2 separate regions of the Homo sapiens genome follow, and region 1 is linked to region 2. The links are chromatin contacts, found by Hi-C in ENCODE. All regions are on one chromosome and are shown on one strand. Each heading gives the region's core, a stretch centred on a gene start or an enhancer-like site at or near the end of the contact. The rest is flanking DNA. Distances are from core to core; before and after follow the strand shown.

Region 1 (2,700 bases), core at 126-2,625, 57 kb after region 2:
CCTAGGTGCAGAACTGAGGGCCCCAACAGTAGTGGAGAGTGGGAGATAATGAAGGGAAAACCAAGCCAGGAAGTGGCAGGGCCAGGGGAAGGGAGTATGCTGTTACATGTGCTGTTACACTTGGTTGTGGGGAGAACTCAGAGAGGCTTTCCAAATATATACAAGGATGTCATCATGTTTACTGGAATGTAAAATGTTCATAGTGCCTAGGCTTGTCATTAAAAACAAGAATGGGCTTGGACTACATAATGAGCAGAAATACCTATTAATCTAAGTCCTCGTCTGGAAAAAGTGTAGAGGAGGTGGGCACCACTTATTAAATGTATCTTATGTTTTATAAACCAGCTGACAAAGTGATAAAAGTAAGGTGTAAGATTGTGCACAAAAAGCTTGTATTTGCATAAAATCAAACCTCAGGTTTTCTGGCTATGGATTATACCCATTGCTGAGAAGTTTAATTTACCAGCTGTTTACAGCATGTTATTCAAATAACCTATAAGTTGCCGGCACAGCAATGTATTGCATTTCTAGGACATACTGTAGATTCTTGCAACTGTTGTTCAGTGTAAATTCTACTTTACAGTATCTGAAAATTGCCTACAGTTCTGTACCCAGTTTGGACATGACTATCTGGCAAAAGAAATAAGCTGGAGAGTTGAAGAAGGACAATTAGACTTTTTGGAAAAGCTGAAAATTAAAAGGTGAAGTGCTGTGTTGGACAAAAGCAAGACCACCAAGGCCACTTGGAGAAGAGCGGAGTGGCCTTGGACTCTGGATAAGCTGGGAAACATCCTCCCAGTGTTTTCTGCAAGTGTTCATTCCTGCCCATCTGTTCTGTGCAATACATAAGTGCCCCACTTATGTTGTTTGCACAGAACCTACTCTGTGGTGAAATGCCAGGTTCTGGCTGCATGCTTTCCCAACAGTCCCTTCTTCTGTCACTCCAGAGTTGGGTGTGTGTCAGGGGTCCCCAGGCGCTCAAGGTTTCATTGACAATTCATTAGAGAGATTCACAGGACTCAGAAAGCTGTTGTACTGATGGTTACAGGTTATTCCAGCAAAAGGATATAGATTAAAATTAGCAAAGGGAAAAGATACATGGGGCAAAGTCCAGGAGAAACCAGGTGCAAGCTTCCAGATGTTCCCTCCCAATAGAGCTGCACAGGATGTATTTAATCCTCTCAGCCTCAGTGTGTGATAACACATATAAAGTGTTGCCAACTAAGGAAGCTCACCCAAGCCTTGGTGTCTAGAGTTTTTATTGGGGATCTGTCATGTAGGCATGCTGTACCTGTGTGACTGGTTTCAGCTACTCAGACTCCAGCACTCCTAGACCAAAAGCAAGTGTTTGCCACAAGTCACATTGTTAGCACAATCTGATCCAACTGGTAACATGTGACCCAAGGCCTCAAGCAAACAAAATGTCCCTTATCAGGCAGAATATCCAGGGACTCAGAGCTTATCTCCCGGAAACTGGCCAAGGGCCATTGCGGAAATCAGGCCTTTCTTGGGAATGTATAGGGTTTGAGCAACTCAGATCTCCTGAGCTAACACTTTCCTTCCCAGCAAGAAGGGGTAGTTTGGAGGCAGAGGGACTTTTTCTGGCCAGTGGCCTCAGGACTGAAGCCTTTCTGCATAGAGACTCAGCTCCCCACAATAGCAGTGTTTTGGTAACCATGAGCATTTGGTCAGACCATCTGTGCTGGGCATAAGGGTTGATAGTGTCCACACTACCTATGCTACTGCTGAGAGTGGGAAACCTGCTGGGGGATTCCTTCAAGGATGAGTCATCCTCAAGGGGCCTCAACCCTTTGTCCCCACCGAGCATCACTCCTAAGTGCTACCCATTTCACCCTTAAACATTACTCAGACCTGCCCTTCCTCTGAGCCTCTGCCAGCATTACCTAGTCCAGATCAACGTCATCCTTCACTTGTACCATTGCAGCAGGCTCCTCCCCAGCCTCCTGGCCCACTGTCATCCCACTACAGTCAGAGTGAGCTTTAATGAAACTAAGTCTCCCCTTCAGTGGCTCCCCATGGCCTGTAGGATGAAATCCAAGCTCCATGACTCTGAATGGAACATTCTCTTGCCCCTACTCCAGCCTCTTGTCTCCTCTGCCTCTCAAGATTGCCTTTGACAATCCAAATTGCTTGTAGATCTCAGTATAGAGCTTGTTGTTTCTGTCTGTTGTTTCTTTGCACCAAGAGCCAATCATAATCCCAAAAGACACAATCTCAAATGTGATAATCCCACATGTTGAAATCCCCAAAAATCAAAATCACAAAATTACAATTCTGGGAAAAGTAATTTTAAAATTAGTTTAAAGATATTTTATTTGAGATACATATAAAAATGACAGAACACTCACAGGCCACTTTATACAATAAAATAGATAAAAGTAATACATTTTTGCAATCATAACTACTCAGGTATACTGACAGTCACATCGTGATGAGCAGACAACTGTATTCATAAAGAAATAGGTCAAAAAGTGAAATGTATATATAAATATCATTATGGTTGGTAATTGTGTACACCCAGTCTCATAACTGTAACCATCTGAAATACTGTGATAAACAACCTAAGTCTTTTGATGAAATAGATCAAAAAATGCAATGGGTCACCAACTCATCATATGCACTTTCTCAAAGAGCTGAGATCTCGAGAAATTGTTTTTTTTTTTTTTTTTTTTGAGACGG
Region 2 (2,865 bases), core at 281-2,780:
AGGGCATCCCAGGAGGAAGAAATGGTATAAGAAAAGGTTTGCAGGTGGGAATGTGCAGGGGTGTGCAGGAGAACAGGCTGACCTGCTTGAACAGTGGGCTTATTTGGGGTGCTGAAAGAAGTCCTGTGTTAAAATCACATTAGAAAAAAAGTGTGAAGGACTTAACTACTAGGACTGGAAGCTCTGATTTGGGGATCGTCTGAGTAGAAGAGTAATATGACTAAGTTGTGTTTGGCAAGAGTGGATCTGAGTGCGTAGAGCAGACAGAAAGGAGAGTGGAAAGGAAAGGCCACCAGTTGGGAGGCTGATGTCCTAGTCTGTGTGAGAGATGTCTCTGATCTCAGACCAAGACAGTGTCAGTGGGAGAAAAAGTGACACGTGCAGGTGGTGCTACAAGTTGAGAATCAGTCAGACCTGGTAAGTCTTCCTTGGTTTTGGAGAGAAAAGGGAGAGAGATCAAAGAAGAGGGAGGAGGCAAAATAGTTTGAGGGTCTCCCATGAGGAAACAAAGTGGAGGACACACAGTGATGGCAGGAGGGCATGACAGAACTGGGGAAGCTTCTCAGCATGGATTCAGACCCAGAGAGTTCACAGTCACGGCAGTCCAGCCCAGACCCGGAGGTGCTGATCTAGGGCTCGGGGGAGAGGTCCTGCGTGAGAGGTCAAGGCTTGAGGACAGGTGACATCTTTGGGAGACGAGTATGAAAGAAAGCCACAGGGTCAAGGGCTGGCTGTCTCAGAAGGAAGAGAAAGAAGCCTACCCTGGAGGCAGAGCGGAGCTATGGGAGAAGTGCGGGGAGAGAAAGGATCCTGGTGTAGTGACTCCAGAGTCACAAAGGAGCGGGTGGTCATATCAAATGTTGCAGGGAGTCAAGGAGGGGTAGGACCCCCATGAGGCCTCTCATCTCAGGACTGGTAAGTCACGGGTGACCTTTTAGAGAAGAGCTGAGACAGAAGCCAAGCACTGGGAGTTAAACTGCTGGGTGGGTGGCAAAGACATGTTAGAGCAGGTGTGTCTCGCTTATTCAAGGTGTCACACAGAGGCGAGAGGGGCGCCCTGTGCTGCGTGACTGCCGCTGGGGCTCCCAGGGCAGCACATCCAATACCTCCATAAAGACCCCACCCAATCCAGTCTCTTCATAGGACTTACCAGCTCTAACCCAGGGAAAGACAGGAAGAAAGTTATATTTGTACCATTTCCCAAGAACTGTCTTTGTAGAGGAGAAAGACTAATTTACTACACAGTCAGAGGGAAGGTGGGGAGGTGGAGGGTCATAAAGAAAAAGGAGGTGGTTACTTGTTGAAGGGAGGTGGGTGGGGATTACTTTCTGCAGGGCCAAGAATCTGAAAAAAAAAAAGTTGAGCCTCGGGGAAAATGTCACAGATCTCTGCTCCAAGTGAATGTCCCTCAGGCCAGTCATTAAAAACACCCTGGCTGTAACCCTGCTCTTTTCATGTAAGCCAAGAGCCAAACGGCTGTTTGTACCCACTGTCCCTCATGCCATCTGGCAACATGTCAAGCAATTCAACAACTGTGTGTCCTTCCCTGAAACCAGAGAGCCGACGTTTCTCTCCGGTAATCTCCTGTCACTTTCTGCCGCCCTCAAAGTAGGCCTGAGCTATGTATAGCTGGGCAGTTGGCATGTGATGTGTTCACGAAGGAGGCTGGCTCAATGAAGGGACGGCTATTTTATGGGGTTCAAGCGAGTATCGGGGGCCTCTTTAGGGCTGGAATAGGTGGCCTCTGAAAGAGCCTTCGGGGAGAGAGAGGCTGTTGATTGTTTTTATTGGCATTTTGGACTATCACGTTGGTCAATGCCAAGGAAAAGACCCAAGGGAAGATGCTATGTATTTTTTCCACCCCACAATTCTGAGAGGCTATATAACAACAACAATTTTTAAAAAAGCACTTACTGGGTGTTTACTATATGCCAGCTATTGCTCCAACTGCCTTACAAGAATTATCTTATTGAATCTCTACAAAACCCTCATGAGGTAGAGGCTTGCAGATGAGGAAATAGAGGCACAGAGTGGTTAACCAACTTGCCTGGGGACACACAGAGCTTAAGTGACCCAGCTAGGATCTCAACCCTGACACTCTGGCTCCAGAGCCCGAACTTTCATCTGTTACCTTTTGTTCCTATACCTGGGCCTCTGAGGGACCTGGGCCCAAATCCTGGCTTTGCAACTTATCAGCTGTGAGACTCTGGGCAAGTCACAACTTAACTGATCTTCAATTTCCTTAGAGATCCAATCTCACAGGAGTATCATGTATACAAGTACGTAGTGAAAGTTCCCTACCAATTAACTACAGGGCAAACCCCACTACACTAAGTCAGTGGTTTTAGAACCTGGGTGCACATCAGCATTCCCTGGAGGGGCAGCCAGTAAAAAGAGATTGCTGGGCCCACCCCAGAGTTTCTGATTCAGCAGGTCTGGGATGGGACCCAAGAATTTGCATTTCTGCCAGGGTCCCAGGTGCTGCTGAGGCTGCCAGTCTCGGGCCCACACATTGAGAGCTGTGGCTCTTCCAGTCTCTAACACAAAATCACAATCTTTTATTGCGTAGCATTTTGCCATGTCCAAACTGACAGAATGAGGGAAGCTGTCCCTGAAGGCCAGGTTTGTTTTGTTTTATCTAAAAATATTATTGCAATGGAATTTTTAAAGAGTGAATTTGACTGACATGGGGCAAGGCCATGCCCTTTACCAATTTTTCTCAACAGAATTCTGTGCCCCAGAGCCTGTGAAAATGCAGTCTGGAAGCCCAGGCCCTGACCTCCTCTGGTAGTCCCTCCCTCAAACTCTCCTTGGGAAAAAGTTTCACATGATACTCAGTGCTTTCTGGAGCCAGAGAGATCATCC

The links. A loop is a pair of places that touch in the nucleus more often than their neighbours do.
Region 1: a loop to region 2 is called in a map of endothelial cell of hepatic sinusoid, with 5 times the contacts of the local background. The contact joins two enhancer-like sites. A Hi-C loop is called at or near these places in 1 of 168 maps with a recorded cell type or tissue (endothelial cell of hepatic sinusoid).

The regions. Positions count from the first base shown.
Region 1 is chr1:115,809,941-115,812,640 of GRCh38, forward strand. No RefSeq gene overlaps it. Among named protein-coding and RNA genes, the nearest start is that of NHLH2, 30 kb to the right of the region's middle. Within about 2 kb of position 1,376, at least 4 of the 41 ENCODE cell types and tissues checked have a DNase peak (open chromatin) inside an H3K27ac peak, as active enhancers do.
Region 2 is chr1:115,752,546-115,755,410 of GRCh38, forward strand. All of the region lies in intron 1 of CASQ2 (calsequestrin 2), which reads right to left. Among named protein-coding and RNA genes, the nearest start is that of CASQ2, 15 kb to the right of the region's middle. Within about 2 kb of position 1,531, at least 6 of the 41 ENCODE cell types and tissues checked have a DNase peak (open chromatin) inside an H3K27ac peak, as active enhancers do.